Regions from separate parts of the Homo sapiens genome. Here region 1 is linked to region 2. The links are chromatin loops, found by intact Hi-C in ENCODE. Cell type or tissue: natural killer cell. All regions are shown on one strand. Each heading gives the region's core, and the rest is flanking DNA. Links, peaks and the distances in the headings are about the cores only. Region 1 has its middle 14 kb from the start of COMMD10. Region 2 overlaps LOC105379129 (a long non-coding RNA gene).

Region 1 (11,256 bases), core at 1,590-4,089, 760 kb after region 2:
TTTACAGAGTGTATTCTTACAATAAAGTAAGCTAAAGAAAAGAAAATGTTAAGAAAATCTTCATGAAGGGGAAATATATTTACTATTCATTAAGTGGAAGTGGATCATCATAAAGATCTTCATCCTTGTCATCTTCACATTGAGTAGGCTGAGAAGGAGGATGGAGAGAAGGGGTTGGTTTTGCTGTCTCAGGGACGGCTGAAGCAGAAGAAAATCTGTGTATATGTGGACCCAGACAGTTCAAATCTGTTGTTCAATGGCCAACTGCAAATTTTAAAATTAGGTAAAATAATTCTCCCCATTTTGTTTTTCTTTTAAACATCGTTTTAACTACTACAGTTCATTTACTTTTCCACATACATTTTAGATTAATCTTGTCTATATCCATAAAAAAATCTTGCTAGCATTTTAATAGGAATGTGTTAAATCTGTGTATCAATTTGAGAAGAACTGACATTTCTATTACCTTAGAGTCTCCCTTCCAGTTCATGAACACGGCATGTCTTTTTGTATATTTATTCCATTATCATTCCATCCATATTCCATTATAGGTTTTTTCCATTATCATTTCATAGTTTTTGGCTTACAAGTCTTATATGTATTTTGTTAGATTTACAATCACGTGTCTCATTTTTCCGGACAATTCTAAATGGTATCATATTTTAAATTTCAGTGTTTATTGATAGCATGTAGAAATAAAATATATTTTTGTATGTTGATCTTGTATCCTACAACTTTGTTGAAGTCCCTTATTAGTTTTAGAAGGCTGTTCGTAGATTTAAAAAAAAATCTTTGTAATTTTTTTTGGAATTTTCTATGTAGATGGAATTTGTCATCTGCAAATAGGGACAGTTTTATTTCTTCCTTTCTAATGTATACGCATTTTCTGTCCATTTCTTTCATTATTACTCTGGCAAGACCTCCCATTACTCTCATAGCAGTGGTGAGAACAAGCAGCCTTACCTTGTTCTTGATCTTGGGGATCTCATTTAAAACATTTTTTGCTACTTTCTTCTAGCTTCCAATGTTTCTGAAGAGAAACCTGTCCTTTGAATTTTTTTTTTCCCAGAAGTAATGCTTTAAAAAATTTGCTTTTCAGCTTTCAGAGGTTGAGTTATGATGTGTGTTGGTGAGTATGTGTTCCGTTGTTGGGGTACCTCATTACAGCCTGGCCAGGGTGGAAGTCCAGGTTCCCTATTCAGCCTTTGCTGGTGGGAGTGAGGGCACAGTTTTCTTCTGTGATTGTTGGTGGAGTAGACGGGTTATTGTTTAAAACCCTTCTGTCTTGCTGGGCTGCCTATTTCTTGGTTCTTTGGCTACAGAGACCAAGGTTTTGGGAGCTTTTTCCATCTGTGCCCATTGGCATTTCTGGATTGCTGACATCTCCGTTACCCAGTCTTCATACACCCAAAGATGTATGAAGTAAAAGAAAGTAAAAAGAAACCCAGGGTACTTACTGCTCTGTCCTTCCTCATGTCCCAGGTCCCTAACCAGTCTGCCTCCTTCTCTCTGCCTTTCAGAGTCATCTTATATTTGTTTTATTCGTAAAGTCCAGAGTTTGTAACTGTATGTAGTGAGAAGAATAGCAAAAAAGCATCCCTACTCCATTTTTCTGCAAATGGAAGTCCTTGTTGGGCTTTAATGTCAAGGTGATGCTCGCCACATAAAAGGAGATGGTGACCACTTTCTTTTCTCTACAAGCCTTTGTTTCAAGTGAAACTATTCATCCTCACATGTTTATTGGAACTTGCCAGTGAGGCCAGTTGGACCTGAAGGGATTTTTTTTTGTTGTTTTCTTTCTCTCTCTCTCTTTTTTTTAATAGGAAGGTTTTCAATAACACATTTGTTTTTAAAACAGTTATATTCTGTTTTCTTCTATTTTTCTTATGTATTACATATTACATATATATCTTTCTATAAGTTATCTATTTTATATAAATTTTCAAATTTGTGAACATAGTTATATAAAATATATACATTGTCATTTTTAAATATCAACCATTTTCCTCAAATTTTATTTATAAATTATTTAAAGGACATTACTAACCAGCATTCTTTCAGTAAATTATTTTCCCCCTTAGTTAGCCAGAGTTGGTCAGAGTTGGATTCTCTTACTCATAAACAAAACACCCTAACTAATACACTTATTGTCCAGAAAATGGAGAGACATGTATAGTGTAGTTGCGGCAAATTGCTTTTCAATAAATTTCCACAAAAAATCTATTCCTTCTGTTTTCTGAGAGATACCTAGAGCCTGATTTAAGAGGTGTGAGCTAAGGCCCTCCCGTTTCTTTTCGACACACTGCTAACAATTGTGTTCTCAGCAATAGGAACTGAAAAGTGTCCATACAACTCATAAATTGTTCCCACTTCAATAGAACAGAAATTACTTTGCTTTTCAGGAGTTACTACAAAAAGTCCTAGAGAAAGAAAAAAGAAAAAAACAAAAACAGAATCCCAAAAAAGTCCTAGAGAGTGAGAGGAAGGAATGCTTTTTCAGTTGCTTCACATTTAGAATCCCATTCTAGCTTTGAATTTTCCAAACAGTACTTGGCATAGAGTAGCACTAAATATATGATTTCTATGATTTTTGCATATATTCTTGAATGATGAGGGTTATTTGCATTTTGTAATTTTTAATCATACATTTTCCTAAAAACGATATACAGAGGAAATACATGAATGGTTTTGGCTCCCTCTGCTGGCCATTTATATGCACTTTAGGTTTTACACAGAACAAAATCAAGACCACTTTTTCAAATGGATTTGGAATTTTTTCAAAAAGATTATTTAAGGCTGGGTACCATGAGATTTTTATCTTTTCTTTGGAATAAAAGATGATTTTCTCAAGATTTTGTTTCTTTTTTTAAAAGTCAGGGTCTCACTTTGTTGCCCAGGCTGGAGTGCACAATCATAGCTCACTGTAACCTCAAATTCCTGGGCTCAGATGATCCTCCTGCTTTAGCCTCCTGAGTAGCTGGGACTACAGGTGAGAGCCACCACGCCCGGTTAACTTTTAATTGTATTTAACTTTTTAAGATCAGGGCTCGAGTGCTATGTTGCCCAGGCTGGTCTCTAATGCCTGGCCTCAAATGATCCTCCTGCCTCAGTCCTCCAAAGCCCTGGGATTACAGGTGTGAGCCACCATGCCTGGCACTATTTAAACTTTTCAATTTAATTTTTCAAATTTATACTTCAAAAAACTTTAACATTATAACTGTTATAACATTATAACTTTAAAAAAGGATACATTTAGCACAATAAATGAAGTTTAGAAAATGTTTTAGATAAAAGGCCTGACTCCTGCTATGTCTCTTTCTCAAGCTGTCTGTGGTGAAGGTACCCAGTTATAGAGACTGATGCCATTCCATATTGCCATAACAATGCCTCCCTCAGTCCAGTCAATTCCTCGGCCATTCTCCAAAGCAGCTATTTAAACGTTTGGCCTTTTTAACTCCCGACTTCTTTATCCTCTTCTCAATATTGCTGTTTTCTTGGAAATGATAGAGACCATCCGATACATAACTTTGACATTCTGATTTTTTCTCCTGCCCCCAATCCTACTAAGAGTCTCTATCCATACCTCTTTTTTGCCTCCACTCTTGTAGTTTCAGTGAAACAACTTTCTCTCCTGTTAAAGGACAGTCAATTGGGATGGATCCCTTTTCCCTGGGTTCTTTAGGAACAGCACTGTATGAAACATTATCATCTCTCTCTTTTCTATATCTTTGTTGGCTTTTAATGATCATGTGATCATACACTTATTGTTTACGTCAGCTGGGATCTTTCAACTGCAAACAGCTCTGGCTAATTTAAGCAAAAAAAAAGGGGGGTGGGGGGCACTAGATCTAAGAAAATGCAGAAAAGGTTGGCCTCAGGAAGAAAAGGCACCAGGCCAGTTTTATGAGCTGGGTAGCCACACATCATGAAGCAGGGACCAACCATCAGAAACTTTGCTGAGCTGGGGGAGAGAGCTGAACTGCCAGGTGTCAGACTAGTTAAAACAACAAGACAAATGTGAAAGAGGTAAGGGTGTAATCACTTACTGTGATGGTATATGCAAGAATCTAAAAGGAGATTGCTGTGAGATTTAATGAGATAATGCTTGTAAAGCATCAGAAACAATCCTGGGTACACAGCAAACATAACTTGATAAATGATGGCTATCGTTACGTATTCAGAGCATCCACAGTGCCCTGTATTCAGATGAATCATGACACTTTTTCACTTCACTGTTGTTTTGTGGCCTCATACTGATGTGTAAGTTCCTTAGAAGCTTAGGAGAAGGGATTGTGTTTTTTAAGCGCAAGATCCCTAGCACAGAGCTTGGCACAAGGTAGATATTCAATAAATGCATGCTGGATAATGGTAAGAGACAACCTGGATTACATGTTAAGCGCATATGAAAGTAAAGTAAAATAGGTGTGGTTACAAAAGGTCCTCTAGGTTTCCTAAATAGTAGCATAAATTATTTACATTAAAATATTTGATTATTAACAGGCATGGAGGTGCATGCCTGTAATCCCAGCTACTGGGGAGGCTTAGGCAGGCAGACTCCCTGAGCTTAGGAGTTTGAGATCAGCCTGGGCAACATAGTCAGGCCCCATCTCAACCATATCATCTTGGTTATCATTTTTACTTTTTCAAATACTGACTCCTTGTATAAATAGAATTTGAGAGTCTGTCAGACAAAATCTTTTCCTTTCCTTTGTTGTCCTATGACCACCACCACCAGCATCCTCATCGCCAACATAATTGTCTTCAAGTGCTTTAAGCAATCATTGAATAATAATCTTCTTGGTTAGTTTGTCCAGCAAGAAATCCCTGTTGCACGTTAGATTCCTCAGGAAGCAGAATCTGAGATGAGATTCACAAGCAGGAAGTTGAGTGCTGTTGAGTTGAATGCTTAGAAGGGATAGAAGGGAAACAGGGTTGGGTAGAGGGAGAGATTGGGCTGCAATGCAGTCACAATAAGCCCTCAGCTGGCCCCCCAGGAGCTGCGAATTGGAAATGGCTCTTCAGTGTTGTTCCAAGTTGATATCAAAAGGACACAGTGGTGTGCTAGAACTGACTCATTCCAGCTTGGGAGGTGATTGTGTGCATCTCTTCCCCAATGGCCATTCATTGATCACACTTTGGTACTTGATATGGGCTATAGTAGAAATATCAACACTATAGAAACTGGTTAAATGCTACAAATTAGGGCATTTTTCTCTCTTCAGAGATCTGGTTGTTAAATATTACCAGTCAGATACAGACTGCACTGAGAAGTGGACGTGGCCTTGGGCTAAGTGGTACTCTTTAGGTGAGGCAATTCCTGAAGAGGACTGACAGCTCAGCAGTGTCAGTCAGCACCCTTCACTGCAGCTGTGAGAATACATCCTTCCCTCAAAGGGAGGCTTTGGGTGGCACCGCATAGCATTCACAATGGTGCCTGTGACGGATTTGTGCTGCTATGGAAAGTGTAACGGTGATAATATTTCTAAGTTTTGTAAGTGTCATTTTGACAGTAGTACTCCTTTCATAATTCAAAAAGTTGAAAATAGTTAATAGGTTTAAAATAAATAAACTTTATCTTCTACAACTGTTTTAGAAACAGAAAAATTGTGAAGACTGTAAAAGTGGCCATATACTCCACACCCAATTTCCCGTATTACTGACAAATGAGTACGGCATATTTGTTAAAATGAAGGAACCAATAATAAGAAATTATTGTTAACCAAAGTCCATGCTTTATCCATATTTCTTACTTATTGCCCAGTGTCCTTTTTGTGTTCCAGGATCCCACTGAAAATACCACATTACATTTAGTCATCGTGTCTCTTTAGGCTCTTCTGGACTGTGATAGTTTCTTGGGCTTTTCTTGTTTTTGATGACCTTGACAGTTTTGAGGAGTCCTAGTCAAGTATTTTGTAGAATGTCCCCTTGGAATTTGTCTGACATTTTTCTCATAATGAAACCAGAGTTATGGGTTTCTGGAAGAAGACACAAAGACCAATTGCCATTTTCATGACACCATACCAAGAGTACTTACTAGCAACATGATTCATCACTGATAATGTTGGCCTTGATCATCTGGTTGAGGTGGTGTTTGTCAGGATTCTTCACTGTAAAGTGACTCTACCCCTACCACCCTTACAAACTGCACTCTTTGGAAAGAAGTCACTATGTGTAGCCTATAATTAAGGAGTAGAGAGTTATGCTTCCCTCTCTTCAGGGATGGGTATTTATATAAATTATTTGTAATTTTACGCAGGAAATTTTGTCTTCTCTCCCTTCTATTTACTCAATAATTATTCAATTATTTAAATAATGGAATAATTTATTAAATTATTTGTTTAGATCAGTATGGACTTGTGGATATTCATTTTATCATTTGGTTTTAAGCTATTAGGAGTTTTTTTCAGTTGCGTTCTATGGTCCTTTAACATATCTGAATCATTGTGAGTTTTAAAATTTTATTTTAAATTTTTAGCACTTCCTTACTCCCTGCACTACAAGGTGTCCCAGGCTCATTTTGTACTTACTGCCCCAGTCCTAGAATCAGCCATTTCTCCAACAAGTCCAGGTTCTTTTTATTGGAGAATATTAGAAACCAAGATTAGGGCACTAGGTGTGATTGAGTTAATAGGCTTTCACACTAAAGTTAAACCTCAAATCAAATGTTCCACAATTATATATTTACCAAGTTGACCTTGATGAACAAATTCTGCCATACAAAAATAAGGAAAAGTCATGAAGGAATCAAAAAAAATTTTATACACACATTTGAAACACAGTATTTTACCATTAGTTTGTCGAAACATGAAAGTATTGTGAAGCGTCTTGAATTCTGGAAAGACAGCTATGAAAATACAGTATTTCAACTCATTTTTCAAGATCTCAATAAAACTTACTAACTTCAAAGTAGAATAAATCAAGGAATCAAATAAAGTTATGTGTTTAGGGAAACACTATTTCTCTTTGAATGTAGTGTTCACAGATTTCTGCATCCTTAGACATACCATTTAACTAAATTGGCTGTCCAACCAAGAGCTTAAATCTTCACTGTAAAAGGGTTTGAAATAGTTTTATTTTATCTATCCCAGGCACCCATATGATACTGGGTATGATGAGGTCTCTAAAGAAGTCTAAGGATGGATCTATGCCTTTACAACAGTTGGCTAATGAAGAAAGGCAATCATATAGAATTCCTTGCTAAAATGTTTGCTTCATATAAGAAACCCTCTCAAAGTCCAGAGAAGAAGGTGAGTAGGTGGTGTACATTTTAGAAAGTGTGAACTGAGTTGGATCTTGAAGTCTTGAAGGTTTGGTTTCTCCACACAGATGCTATTGGCACCTTGGGTGGATAATTCATCATTGTGTGAGACTGTGATTCCTGCTATGTATCAGTAACATTTGTAAGGCATTGGAACAACTCAAATACCTCTACATATTCCCTTCTGGAGATGTAGGAACTGTGGGGAGAGTATATTACAAAGAAGAGACTACAAAACTAGACACAACTGAGAATGGGCATGGCATGCTGGAACAATGAGGAGACTGGGTAGAGTCATTCAAATAATCTGTATTTACCTATGGCTCTAAGGGGCAGATTGGAACCTCTCGAGCTCTTTGGCTTGTTAGAAGCACCACTTTGTCTTTAGCAATGCCACGCCGACTCTGATCCTGAAGGAAAGTAACTGTACCCATCTTGTTAATTTACTAATCTAAGCAAACTGTAAAGAAAAAACTTTTTAAAATCTTGTGTAAATAAAAAATAGGCAGTTACTCTGAAGAGATATATTTGCCTTTTTCCCAAATGCAATAATATTAATAATTTACTTTAGACCTTTCATTTAACACACAAAAATCTTAAGTATATTTTGATAATAATAAATTAATATTATTTACAAATTACCATAAGAATGATGTTAATGTTAGGTCCCACAAAGAATTTTTCTTGGCATGTAAAATATGTTAGTACCTAATATAAAATATCCTGGGCACATAACTAATTATCTTGGTCTTCATGATCTTTTGAATAGTAACTGATGGTAAAAATAATTAATTCTCATCATTGGAAGTTCAAGTAATACAGAGAAGGTAAAAACTTACAGAAAATCTCACCAGCCTGAAATAATTGTGGACATTAACCAAACCTAATTTTAGTAATCACTGTATGCATATTTATATCTAGATCTCAATCTATATGCTATATATCTAATATATGTGATACAGATATATAGAAATGATTTTATTAAAGTGGAAAAGAGAAGAAAAAAAACTATAGAAATTGCTGTATATTAAAGAGTTGTTTCCTTAACAAAGAGATGTTTGTCCCTAAAATATTCCTCTAAGATGGGGGTCACAAACTTAAATGCCTTTAGGCATAGGGACTTTATGACTCATGCAGCAAACTATAAAAATTAAGTTGCTTCTATTGTTTTCAAAATAAGAATCTCTCTGGTTACATTGTCTATGTCATCACTGAGTAGGTTAAACAAAATAAGCAAGCACAGTATTTCTATAGCCCATGAGCCATATTCAGACTAGAGTTCTCTAGAGTGCCACCTCTGCAAAGTTTTAAAGAGATTATGGAAACATTTGGGGCCTGGCATGGTGGCTCATGCCTGTAATCCCAGCACTTTGGGAGGCTGAGGCGGGCAGATCAAGAGGTCAGGAGATTGAGACCATCCTGGATAACATAGTGAAACCACATCTCTACTAAAAATACAAAAAATTAGCCAGGCGTGGTGGCAGGCACCTGTAGTCCCAGCTACTCAGGAGGCTGAGGCAGGAGAATGGCATGAACCCAGGAGGCGGAGCTTGCAGTGGGTGACAGAGTGAGACTCCAACTCAAAAAAAAAAAAAAAGATTATGGAAACATTTTAAGATGTTATAATCAATTTATTTTTTAAATAATGTATTTCATTTTAATTTTTTAAATTTTGTTGGGACATAGTAGGTATAGATATTTATGGGGCACTGTTGTATTTCTTTAAGAGAATGTTTGATTCATAGCATTTGCTTTGAAAGATAAAGAAATAAGTACTCTTAAAACTTTATTCCACCCAATTTTGTCCATTTAAAAATCAGTTGTCTAAGCTATATGATGATTCTATATTATCAAACATTATAACATTTCTACTTAATTTCATAAATTAACTAAATTTTAGTTTTATATGGATTTAATGTTCACTACATGCCACCGCATCTCTGCTACTGAGTTCTGTATTTTCATTAATCTCTTGGTTGGCTTGTTCTCAACTATTAGTTTTAACAAAAAGAGCCCATGAAAACTATGAATGCAGCCACGCTTAGTAAGATCTGACTTTTGCTTTAATATTGAATAGCATGTTCGCTTTTCTCGACCCTTTGTAGACATTGCTATGAAGAAGTCTGAAAGTTGTTGATTATTTTACTCTTGTAAGTGACATGCTTTTTTCACCATGTCGCTTGAATAAATTTTTCTTTATCCTTGGAATTTGATAATTTTACCAGAATCTGTCCCATAATCATCATATTCTATCAGTTTTTCCAAAAAATAATTTGCTCTTTCATTAGACTGTATATTCAGTTTTTCTGACATTACAGAGAAATGGTCTTCTATTAAATATTTGTTTTGATCATCCTACAGAGGCAAAATGGACTTTGTACACCAAGTTTGGTTAGGTGTTGATATGGTTTGGCTGTGTCCCCACCCACGTCTCACCTTGAATTGTAGCTCCCATAATTCCCTCATGTTGTGGGAGGGACTCACTGGGAGATAATTAAATCATGGGGGCGGTTCCCCCACACTGTTCTTGTGGTGGTGAATAAGCCTCATGAGATCTGCTGGTTTTATAAGGGGAAACCACTTTCACTTGGCTCATTCTTGTCTGCTGCCATATGAGACATGACTTTTGCCTTCTGCCATGATTGTGAGGCCTCCCCAGCCACGTGGAACTATGAGTCCATTAAACCTCCTTCTTTTGTAAATTGCCCAGTCTTGGGTATGTCTTTATCAGCAGTGTGAAAACAGACTGACACAGGTGTCTAGACTGATGATGCCATTCATGCAGCAGGGAGGTATGTAACAAGATTTATTACTTACATAATGAGGTTTTCTGGGGAGAGCAGAGCAGACTCTCAAGCAAAACCAAAAATGGCTTACGACAGCAGGGAAGGCCAATTGGCCTGGGGCTTTATGGTGGTTGGGGGTCGGGCCAGGATGAGGTTTCCCTGTTGCAGTCAGGGGCTTACGTGGCTTGAATTTCTCATCAGTGCCAGAGAAGGAAACAGCTGGGCTTAACACTTTGCCCAGATGTGGGGCAGAAGGGGAAGAGGGAGTAGTGGGGCTTGAAATCTGTCAGCCAACATCAAAAATGGAGTCAGACTCCTTATTATCATATTTGAAAGTATTTTTGTGTCTATTTGTTGGGTTCTTTGCCTTGGAGACAGTAATCTTTAGGTTGGTTTTTGTTATTAGTATCTACTTTGTGTTTGTCTCATTCTTTGCATTCACTCTGAATAGCCCCTCTGCCCTGTCCATAATTCAATTTAAAATTGTGTGCAGTCTTTTCCTTGCAGTTTCTAATTTACATCATAAGAAATGGTGTTTTTAATCCTTTCTTTGATTTCCGTGTTTTACATCTAATTTTGATATTTTGTCAAGTTGTCTTTTAGCTCGTTTCACTGAATTAATTTCCTTCTTAAGTTCTATCTCAAGAAGGATTCAAGTGGAATTTTTGTTTTTTGCATACTCTATACCTTTTATGTATTTTCCTGTAAAATTATTACACAACTGTCATGGCATTTCTTCCTATCCTACTTGTGTTTAGCATGAACAGCTCTGCCCAGACCTCTATTTTCTCTGGTATGTCTTCTTGGTTCTTTTTAATGTGAGATTGATTTGTCTTTCCATCTATGCTAGCTTGATGACTCAATATTCCATTCTACTTTTTAATAAAAGCTTAGGGTTGAGGGTAGCATTTATTAGTGGCTTTAGTTTTTACTTTCTTAGTTCTGAGATTTTGTCAACTGTCTTGTATCAAGATTCACTTGACTGGTATGGGCATGTCCAGTAGCTGAGGGGGTATCCCCCAGGCTTCAGATCAGTCCTCCTTTAATGGTAGAGTCCCGGAACCTCTGATTCTTCCTGAGTCAGCCCTGGTTTTTACTTCCCCATTTCATTCTTTCATTTCCACTTAGTATAGAGAAAGAATCAGAGTGCCTGTGGGTTTCAGCCAGTGTTAACATTAAGGCAGGCAGGGTGAGGGAAGGCTATTTTCACTG
Region 2 (11,256 bases), core at 4,739-7,238:
TGCTGGTTACTGATTCTGGGTCAGGAATAAGGAAAAGCTTTAAGTTGGACATGATATGATGGTTGTGATTTAGGGAACGCTGACGTTTCAATACCTGAAAATGAGTAGTACTCAAGGTGATCAGAAAATATATGGGCTCCACCTAAGATATTATCTGAGAGAGGGAAGAGATATCTAACAGATTAAGTTTAAAAAGCAATCAGTAAGAGGAAAAAAGAGGCTATTTTCCAATTATAACCAAACAAGTTCAACCCAATTAATGAACTTGTTGCCCAGTGTTGCAACTAGTGATTTGATTTTCAAATCAAAGTGATCCTTACATAAGGATCACTATTGCAAACTGAACAGATGGTGAGACAGTTTTGATTCATTCTAAGGTCACAGAATAATTTGCTGAAAATGGGTGGAATTGTTCCAGAGAGTTACACAAAATCAAATGTCTTCATATGCCTGGGGACTGGATTTTTAAATAAGACTTAATTATAACAAAATATTTGTATTAATCTTTCAAATACACCAACAAATGGATGATTTTACAGTGCCCTCTAGAATTCACCAGTATAAATGGACAAGGCAGGAATAAATTGTTTTTCACTGACTAGTGAAATCACAATGCAAGCTAAGCAATATTACATATAGGGTGATAGCTCCCGCCACAATTCTCTCTCTCAGGTAAAAACAATTGAATGTCTTCTATCAACTTTTCACTATTTCCATATAAAATATTCTATTGTTTAAACAATATTTCTGGATATGAAAAAGAGACAGTTATTTAAATAATTCCCAGTCATTTAGCTTCTATTTTACAATTCCTTGGTAATGTTAGAGTTCCCTAACCAGACACTCTCTAACAGACTATAGTTCCCCAAAGATGGGCCTTAAAAGATGGATTCTTTAACAACTGTAACAGCTGCAGCAACAACCGTGAATCTTCAAGTGTAGCTGTTAAGATAAGATAGTTTGAGGGCAGGTATAATAAAAGGAAAAAGTTTAAATATTTATTTAAAAAATAATAATTCCTACTTTTGATTGCCTGTTATGTGTCAAACATTCTTATTAACACTGATAATCTCCTTTTGGTGTAAATAAATTAACTATGAGAGCGTAGTTAATACATTTTTTTAAGACAATATAGCTAAAATATAGCAGAACCAATCATCAACCATGAACCTGCCTTTATCATTAATACTTATTTTCCTAAACCACCAAACCCTCAAAGTCTATTTTTCTTCTTTTGAAAAATAAGTATTTCTTGGAGGCCAGTAGAAAACAAAACAATCAATTGTGTTTGAATGGATGTTGATTATTCTGTTGCTGATAGTATCCGGTTTACGCCCCTCAGACCATCCTCAGAGAAATAAAAAAATCTTCAATGTGGATGACAGTTTTATGACTACACCGCTTAGTCCCAATACAGTATTTTTCTTTGAGAATTCAAACCTATATGACTGACCACAAACCTACCATTTAAAAATTATTCCAGTTATTATATTATAGTCATTTATTTTACAGTTAGAAAATCAAATGCGTACAGTAGATCATCTTTCTACATATTTCCTTGGATTACAGGAAAATTCTCAGAAACTTCTAGCTCATAGGTACAAAATAAGTTTTAAATTATTTACCCTTGCTTGAGAATTTTAAATAAAAACCAGGTCCCTATATATAAATATAGAAGGTAAGAAATGTACTTCAAGAATATAGAAGATAAGAAATGTACTTCAAGAAATGATAAAACATCAGTGGATGGGTGGGACTTAGGTAATGTTGAGAATTTTTCACAATTATCATGCACTAATTTTAACAGCTTTACTGACTACCTCTAATTGCTTTTTATGTGAGAAAAGCAATTAACTGTTTTTTCAACCACTGCTTTTGGATTTTTGTTATACGTAGTCTGAGATATAATAATCCCAACTGATACTGTTAGTTTAACATTAACTGGGATCTATAAAATATAAGAGAAAGGAAATGTCTAGTGATGGGTGTAATCTGGAGCACAGAAACATTTTATAGCTTGTTCATGTTGGAAGGAAAATCAACTAACATTAGGCTGTTACTAGGCATTAAGACTGCAGATACCAAACCAGTTTGCCTACTACAGAGAAATACCAGGAAGTGGATGTCCCACCCTGATTTGGGCATGGAAGCAGGCCATGTTGAGAGACTGCTTAGGGTATTACAGGTCAGTCTGAGGAAAGTGCCTGGTGGAAACCTTGGTGGAATCAGAAGAGAAAGCAAAAAAGTGCATGTAGTTGGGGAGGTTTGTTTTTGTATACATATGCAAATAAATATGCAAATGTGCATATAAATATGCAAGCCTGTGCTTGACCTGGCTGCCAGTCAGTGTAAATGAATGAGAGGTAATAACTTCTTGATTTTTTTTTTCTCTTCCTATCAATATTTCTGCAAGGTTTGGTTGTTAATATTGGACGCAGGAGTATTCACTCCCTTGGCAGAGGTTGGAGCTATAGCTGTTAGACACCTGTCACAGAATTGCTGATCTTCTTAAAGGCTGCTGTGGGGAGACTACCTGAAGAAGGGTATAAAGAGTGGGGTTTCAATATAGAGTAGACTAAATGATATGTTTTATAAGGTAGGTCTAATTGACACATATTGACTCTATGCACTGAAAACAAGGATTATACCTTCTTTTCTAACAGTTTCACAAAAATTTAGGCCCCAAATCCTCAGTAAATGCCAAAAAGCAGAAATAATGTGGATATATTTCATTGATCACAAAGCAAATCAACTGAGAAGACAAAAAGACTCTATTATCTGGAATTTTAAAACTCTCTTAAAACTCGAGTCAAAGATGATATCAAAACTAAAATTGCAGCTTAATTAGAAAATATTGATAACACTACATACTAATATCCACGGAATACAATTAAAGCAACCCTCAGAAGAAACAGTGGTTTTCAATAATTGTATTAATAACCACAAAAGAATAAGAGTAAATGAATTAACTACCCAGCTAAAAAATATAGAGAAAAAAACAGCTACCAAAAAGGAGATAAGGAAAAATGAATTATAAAAGAAAATAATAAAATCAAACTAAGAAAAATGATAATCCCAATGAATAAATTTAACAAGACAGATAAACTACTAGCTAACTTGGCCAAGAATAAAATTAAGAAAGCACAAAAATACATAATAAAAAGATACAAAGGAAAATAAAATAATCATAGGAGCCTATTTCCCTCAACTGCCTGCAAATAAATTTGAACATTTAGGTGAAATTAATCCTTTTTCTAAAAAAACACAATTTACTGAAATTGGTGAATTAAAAATATAAACATTAAATATTAAATGTCCAAGAAAAATAAAAAGAAAACAGTTGTCAAGGAGGTAGGCTCCCAAAGAGCATCAGGCTCAGAGGGCTTCAAAGGCTAATCTTACAAAATCTTTATGGAAGAAATAAATAGGCTGTAATGCTATTTTTTTGTTTTTCAGACAGGGTCTTGCTCTGTCACCCAGGCTAATGTGCAATGGCATGATCACAACTCACTGCAGCCTTGAACTCCTAGGCTCAAGCCATCCTCCCGCCTCAGGTAGCTAGGATTATAGACACTGCACCACCATGTCCAGCTATCTCTTAATTTTTTTTTTTTTTTGTAAAGATGGGGTCTCCTTATGTTGTTCAGCTGGTCTCAAACTCCTGGCCTCAAGCAATCCACCTGCCTCAGCCTCCTAAAGTCCTGGGATTATAGGCGTGAGCCACCATGACTGGCATCTAATGCTTTTTAAATTGTTCCAGAGCAGAGGCAAAAGAGGAAAGCTTCCAAATTCTATTAATGAAAGTAGCATACGCTTGTTACCAGAAACTGACAGCACAAAAATCACTTATGAATACTGATTTTAAAATGTTCACCAAAGTTTTAGCAAACAGAATCCAGCAGCACCTTAAAATAATTAAGGGAAAAAGAATTTTTTCCCTATGGTCTCAAGAATGATTTAACATTATTCACTATTTTAATAAGTGGTTGGGTATAGTAACATGGTTCATTCACTGTCTACCCCAATCTCTCTTTTGTATGACATCCTATACCATAAAGGCTGGAAAGTTCAGAATCTTCATTTCCTAGGCTCCCTTGCAGCCAGGGTCTTCAATGTGAATTACGTTTGACAATCAGACAGATGCATTTGTGTGAGACTTGTTTTCAGAATACAGTTGGTGGCACCTGAGGCAGCCATTTTGCTGGGGTAGCTTGTAGCAGACACAGTGAGACTCTGGAGCTGGTAGTCCTTTTATCGGTTTTCTGATCCAGAGGTGAAAGATAGGAAGGTGTGTTCCTGGAGCTAAGAATTGTGGTGGCAGGCTGTCATTCCCAGATCACCTTAAGATGACATGCTCACAAACTGTGGGATGGGAGCATGACTTCCTGACTGTGACAGAGGGGGCAGATCCCTGGGTGGGCCAGTTTTGCAGTATGGTTCCGGGAGCCACTACTAGACAGCTTGCTCCTCCAGCTTTCTACTGATTTGTATGCAGCCAATTCCCTGTATAAAACCCTCTTCTGTTTTCTGCAACTGAAATTTGTCTGATAAAAGTGATTAAAAAAGAAAAAAGTTATGCATGATTTTCTCCAAATATACTGAAAAGGCATTCAATAGATCTCAACATCCATACTTGATTTTTAAAAAAAATCACAATAAAGGGGAAAGATGGGTATTTCCCAAAAGCCAGCAGTCTGCTCAATGAGGAAACACTAATGCTCAATGAGCATTGCTGTTAAAATGAGCAGCAAGACAATTGTATCTACAGTCATCACTATTATTTGGTGTAGTTCTGGAGGTTTAACCAATGCAATTAGACAAGACAAAGACATGAGTTATAAACATTGGAAGAGTGGTACAATATCACTATTTACAGATCACTGTATGCCTGGAAATCCCAAGAAACTCAATTATACATGTGTTGTGAACAATGTGAGAACTTGTGGAATGGATGGGTACAAAATTAGTGTGCAGAAAGGAATCACCTTCATCTATACAAACAACAAGCAGTTAGAAAACATAATAGAAATAAAGACCCAATTTGACATAGTGAAAAAAAAAAAAAACTGAATGTAAGCTCCATTCTGGAAAGGACTTTGCCTGCCTGCTCACTGTTATGGTTTTTGAATATGTGAAAGAATACAATGAAAACATAAATATTTTAAGTAGACAAGCTGGTCTATAGCTTATAATAAAAAGTAAAGAAAAAATCCAGAAATTTTCAGAAAAAATAAACCAATAACAGTGAGGGGCATGCTCTAATAAACACTTAATGGAATACACTCGCTTTCCCCAAGTAGAAACATTTGACAATTGAGTAAATGATAAAAATAGCATTTTAAATAGTAATTCTTTCAAAGAGAACTCATGCAAGGTTAACTTCATACCCATGCATGTCTGAAAATGCCTTTATTTTTACATCTGTTGGAGAGTTTGGCTCAGCAGAGAACTCTAGACAGAGTAAAAATTCTCTTCAGAATATTTAAGATATTGTTCTCTTGTTTTTCCTATTTACTATTGTCACTGAGAAGTCAGATATTAATCTGATTCTTGTCCCATCTGTAGCTAATCTGTTTACTCACTTTGAAAACTCCTAAAAAAACAAAATTAAATCAGGCCATTTAGCTACTTATTGCCAGAGGTTTAAGCAGGACCCAAAGCCTACCAAATCTACTAGGGCACTGAAGTGTTCTTCCCATCAAATCTCTATCGCAATTTCTACTTAATGAGAATAATAGGATGCCAAAAATATAAGCAAAATTAATCATCAATCAGTAAGGCTCAACTTCTTTAATGACTTCCTACCAGTGGAATTTGAGAACCTCACCTTTCTTAAACTATATAAAATTGCATTTCAGTTTTTATCCACCAGATGTCACCTGAGCAACAGTAGAAAACATGCAGTTCATATTTGATTCTTTCCAAAAGAAAAAAATATTTTCATCTTTTAGGCATGAAAATTAGAATGTTCTTGTTATAATATATCAGTAATAGAAGTAAGAGCAAACCAGTTGAAATCCTGGCAGATAAATAAAAACACTTACTTTCATATTAAGACTCACAAATACAGTCAACTGACATTTAGCTTCTTAAATGGATTGTTCCCAAAATTTTATACTAAATCTAATAATTATTTTTAGCAAAAATGGTTAGAATAGTTTTTAATGCTACCAATTTCTATGTGATACAAATAGTTTTTTAAAAAAACACCTCAATTACTTATACCAGAATATAAATCAAAACAATAAATACTAGCAACTTTGAAGTTCATGAACTAATTTTTACCTGCAATCTCATTCAACCTTCATTAGTTATTCCCTAATGTATTTGAACAGACTTCTTAAATGACCTGTAAAACCCTGCATGATATGGTCCCTGACCACTTTTCCTGCTTCTCTCTCCATCTTTCCTGGTTCTCTAGCTACCCTGGGCTTTTTTAGCTCTCATAACATGCCAGCATCCCTTAGCCTGTATTAGTGGTTATGTCTGGAGGGAGCCTCTAACCCTCGCTTCCTGACACAATTCGAATGTCAGTTCCTAGGGAAGCCTTTTTTGGCCACCTCCACCCACATCTAGATTTGGATCCCATCTAATCTGATTTTTCCCCTTTATAACAGTTGTCATAATTCATTATCTATTTGTGTGATTATTTGATTAATATTCTTTCCCTTCTAGAGGACAACCTCCATGGGGCACCCCTGTGTCTCTGCTATTCAGCACGGAGTCCATAGGAGCACTTAATAAATATTTGTTGAAGGAAAGACTTCCTGAATATAGGTTATAATGTTTATACTCCTCCCCCATTCAAATGCAAACTCCACAAGAGATGATGTTTGTTCCATTTACTATTGCATATCTATGCCTGAGGCAGCCCATCTTAGACATCAATTTGAATTTTTTAGATGGATCCATGAAAAAATAAATGAGTATGTATTTTCTAAACTAAAAATTAGGACATATTTGGACAAGTATTTGGAATGAGGGTCAGCTTCAGATATATGGGACAGATAACTTCTAAATATGAGAACAGTTAAATGTCATTTCTTAATAACTATTTTTGTTCCATTGGTGAAGTGAGATGGAGATGACAAAAACACTGGTCATCTAAGGCAAGTCCTAGGTATATACATTTCGCTTATTTTTTTTTCAATAGTAATTTTTTTTTATTATCCTCACTCACTCAGGAATCAACCAAAAACATGACATTGAGCCATCTTTCCTAGGGAAATTACAGGATTTTTCAATTGGGATGGCTCAATGTAGTTATTGACTGTATCTCACAGGTGGGTGGAAGGATGAAGCACTCTTCAATCCAGGGAAGGGCTTGGATAGATTTTTTATTTTATTTTATTTTATTTTATTTATTCATTTATTTATTTATTTATTTATTTATTTATTTATTTATTTATTTATTTTGAGATGGAGTCTTGCTCTGTTGCCCAGGCTGGCGTGCAGTGATGTGATCTTGGCTCATTGCAAGCTCCACCATTCTCCTGCCTCAGCCTCCCCAGTAGCTGGGACCACAGGTGCCTGCCACCAAACCCGGCTAATTTTTTGTATTTTTTTTAGTACAGACGGGGTTTCACCATCTTAGTCAGGATGGCCTCGATCTCCTGTCTTCGTGATCCACCCGCCTTGGCCTCCCAAAGTGCTGGGACTACAGGCGTGAGCCACCGCGCCCGGCTGGATAGATTTTTTTTTTTAGCCACTGCCACAACATGGCACAGGGACCCTGACTGGTGTAATTCAGTTATTCCATAAACATTATTTATTCATTCAAACAGCTTTTAATTAGACGATCATTATGTGCCAGTTACAGTGCTTGCTGCTAGGGCTACAAAGCCAAATGAGGCATGGTCGTTGCTCTCAAGCAGCTATCTTGTCAGGGAAGACAGGTCAATAGACCAATAGCTGAAGTCCAGTTTGGCTCAAATAAATACAATGCACAGGGTATTATAGGAATATGCAGTTTGGTATAAATTAGAGTAGTGGGAAGGGGTCTTCAGCAGGGCTTCCTTAAAGAAGTGACACCCAAGCTTAGTTTTCAAGGACCAGACGCAGTTAGCTGTATTAATTCCACTATTAGCAGTAGTAATAGTGGAAAGGAAGACAGCTTCTTAGGAGAGAAAACCTGAGATAGAGAGCACGGAGAAATGATATACAATAGTTTGTTTAGGGAACTAGAAGAAATTCAGCATGGCTATAACAAAGCATGATGCCATTTGATGTAGCAGCGAGGAGACTCTCACTGAATTTGAGAGAGCTGACCGGTTCATTCATCTACTCCTCACTCTCACAACCTGAGCCCCAATGAATAATTCTTTCTTTGCACACAAGACAAAACTAGAGATAGTAGAAAAGAAATTTTTAGTATGAACGACAGTTATGGCAAATGCAGTCTTACAAATTGGCATGAGCTTCTATTACTAGTTTTCTAGGAAAAATAATTGAAGCTTGTCATAGAGACCAGGCAAAGGCTCTAATAAGAATACTTTGCATCTGCAGTGAGATGCTTTTGCACCCGTAGAAACCAGAGCCTAAAGGAAAGGCTTATGTGCTGCTATCTGTTTTGGGAGTTACATTCCCAGGGAAACAGAAGTGAGGGAAAAGGGGCAAACATGAGGGAAGTTTGAGTCAGCCTCTTGTTGGCAACAAGTATAGTTCATGTTGCATCTCATGGGATGTGCTCAGTAAGGCCAAATGAACTTTACATATCAAGGCAGCCCACCAGGGGAGAGGAAGGGAAAACAATTTATCTGCCAGTCCATTTCATTCTACATATGCCCCTGGTCAAGAGTCTGCCCATGGGCATTAACTCCCCGGGAAGATGTGACCCGGGCTTTCCAGGTCCCCAGGGGAAGCTAAGGTTATACTACTTGAAGTGGGCATTGCCACTCATTACCTTTGAGCCCATTTTATATTTGGAGAGTTTCCTGATTTCTGAGAGTTCGTTCTTCAAAGATGAAGTCAGAAACTCTCCTGACATCTTCAATTTGAGGATCTAGTGTCCAGGTTCTGCCAATTAGACCCATCTTATTGAGACCTCCATGCTGGAGTGAGTGAGGCATCTCACAGAATCCATCATGGCAGATAGAGGGAGAGGCTCTACCTTCCAGAGATGTTGCCAGAGGTTCTAGGCAGAGTTTCCAGTGTCCGCCACTCGGGGCAAAAGCTGGGTTGTCTGTGCCCAGGCACAGCAGCAATAGAGTGCCCCCTGGAACCATCTGTGTAACTTTCATATGGCTCCCAGCCTCAGAGCAGCCATGGTTTATTCTGTAGCCCTCACTGAGATTCCAAGAACTGCTTAAAATCTTTAATACAATTCCTTTTGCTGCCTAAACTACCTAGGGGGAGTTTCATTGTCTGAAATCAAGAACTCTGAAAGATTCATGTAGCCTAAAAATAAATTTTGGGTTGCCTTCAAGTTATGACATGCTTCTAATCCTAAATCTGCTTGCTTATGTGAAACAGATTCCATTAATTTTTATACTATATCCTAGAACCATAGAATTCTTGAATTTAGATGTAGAAGTGTCCTTTTAGAGCCCATTTTATTTTATCATTCACCTTCGGCTTTGAGCGAATTTTCATATCACAACCATTTGAGGGAACCAAGTTTCTCACAAAACCAGAAAAAAGGTAATTTATGTGGGCTGAAATGTCTTTGTGCCAGTCATGAGTAGGGCTGAGAGGACACCCTTGGGTAATGTTATTTACGTGAGAGACAGGTGAAGGGCCTGCAGGATGTAACCTAATTTAGTCAGACATTTCTGGCACAAAAAAACCAGTGACCTATAAACCAGTACTTTCCTGCAATTTCTAGTGAAACCAGGTCACTATTTCCAGCCTTTACTTTGTTCCCTGGACTCTTAGCATTGAGCTATGTCATGAATTTCCTTTTGATAAGGGTAATTAGTAAATTTATGGGAAAAATTTAAGTAAAAGCTCACAAGAATCTTTGGAAAGTGTCACTCTATAAAGTGTTCAGTTATGTCCCAGTAAGTCATGGCTGTATTATACTAGGATCACAAATTCTTAGAATTGTTATGGTAGTTTTTGTTCTTTTTAGTACATTGAGAAGAATCTGGTGAAACTTTCCTTTGATTCAGTTTAATTTCCCCCTCAGGTAGAAGGCTATAATGACCCAATGGGCCACCAGTTTGATATTTGATTCTGAACAATTTATTCACCAAGAATGGCTGCCTGAATGAGTAAGTATAGATGTTAAATTGGACTTGGTATCAGAATCACCAAAGGATAGTATTGCCCCTCTCCTTCCCCAAGGTTTTCATATGCTACCCTTTAGATCAGGATGGGAAAGAAACAGGATCCTATATTGGGTTTAGCTGAGGCTGATCGAAGCATTTTAATGCAAAATGCATTAGCTGGCAAGATGGCACTAAGCAGAATATATATATATATATATATATATATAGAGAGAGAGAGAGAGAGAGAGAGAGAAATAATATGTAGAAATTATCTTAGTTATAATAGGGGAACACAAAACAATAATGGTTCAAAAGCCTGTCTAATAGTTTTCTAAGGATATGTTCCTTTAAAGCAAACCATTCTGTGATTACATTTTTGGGAATGTTCTACTCTCCCATCCCTCTCTGCCAATGGCCCCTGGAACAAGTTTAAGGCTACATGTCCTAGACCTACGAAGTACGTGGCACTAAACTGAGACTCACCTTTAAGAGGAGTGGCTGTTCATGAACAATGTGGATCCTTCAATGTGTTTGGGGCCAAAACGAGATTGAGGAGCATTAACTTAAAACAATTTGAGGATAGGCCTTATAATATTTGGCTTTCCTTTCCCTTTAATTTCAAATGATAACTGTGTCTACTTTCACTACACTTGAATCCTTAATTTGAAACTCTATTCTCAGTAGGGTGTGGAATTGACTACTGTACCTCTCTATGCTTCACCATAAATACACAAACACATTCACACACACATGCACACATTTATACAGCACATTCAAACATAAAAGAGTGTATGGTGATGAGTTAGTTGACCTCCCTGCCTTGGAATCCATTCCCCTCTCTAGAAGTAACTATTGTTACAGGTTTCTTTTTTTTCTTTTTTTTTTTTAATAATTCTAGAGATATTGTTTCCTACATAAGCAAATACATGTGTAGGCATTTATATATACATATATCTTCTTTTTACACAAATATTTACATAATACATACACTGTTTACACATGCTTTTTAAATTTAAATATATCTTAGAGATAATTCTATATCAGCACA

The links. Hi-C counts contacts between places; a loop is a spot of excess contacts. Peaks named below come from ENCODE experiments on the same cell type or tissue, not always from the same donor. Only the 100,000 strongest peaks of a DNase experiment are listed, where the experiment ranks them.
Region 1: a loop joins it to region 2, with 8 times the contacts of the local background. A loop is called at or near these places in 24 of 110 quality-filtered maps.

The regions. Positions count from the first base shown.
Region 1 is chr5:116,065,536-116,076,791 of GRCh38, forward strand. No RefSeq gene overlaps it. Among named protein-coding and RNA genes, the nearest start is that of COMMD10, 14 kb to the right of the region's middle. RefSeq lists an enhancer at 10,984-11,133. In natural killer cell, for the core only: a CTCF peak has its summit at 2,689 (motif pointing left); a DNase peak (open chromatin) is centred at 2,696.
Region 2 is chr5:115,304,085-115,315,340 of GRCh38, forward strand. LOC105379129 (a long non-coding RNA gene) reads left to right here. Exons shown (of 5, transcript XR_948684.3): 2 at 10,127-10,211. Among named protein-coding and RNA genes, the nearest start is that of CCDC112, 13 kb to the left of the region's middle. In natural killer cell, for the core only: CTCF peaks have their summits at 5,873 (motif pointing right) and 6,075; a DNase peak (open chromatin) is centred at 5,867; H3K27me3 peaks cover 469 bases.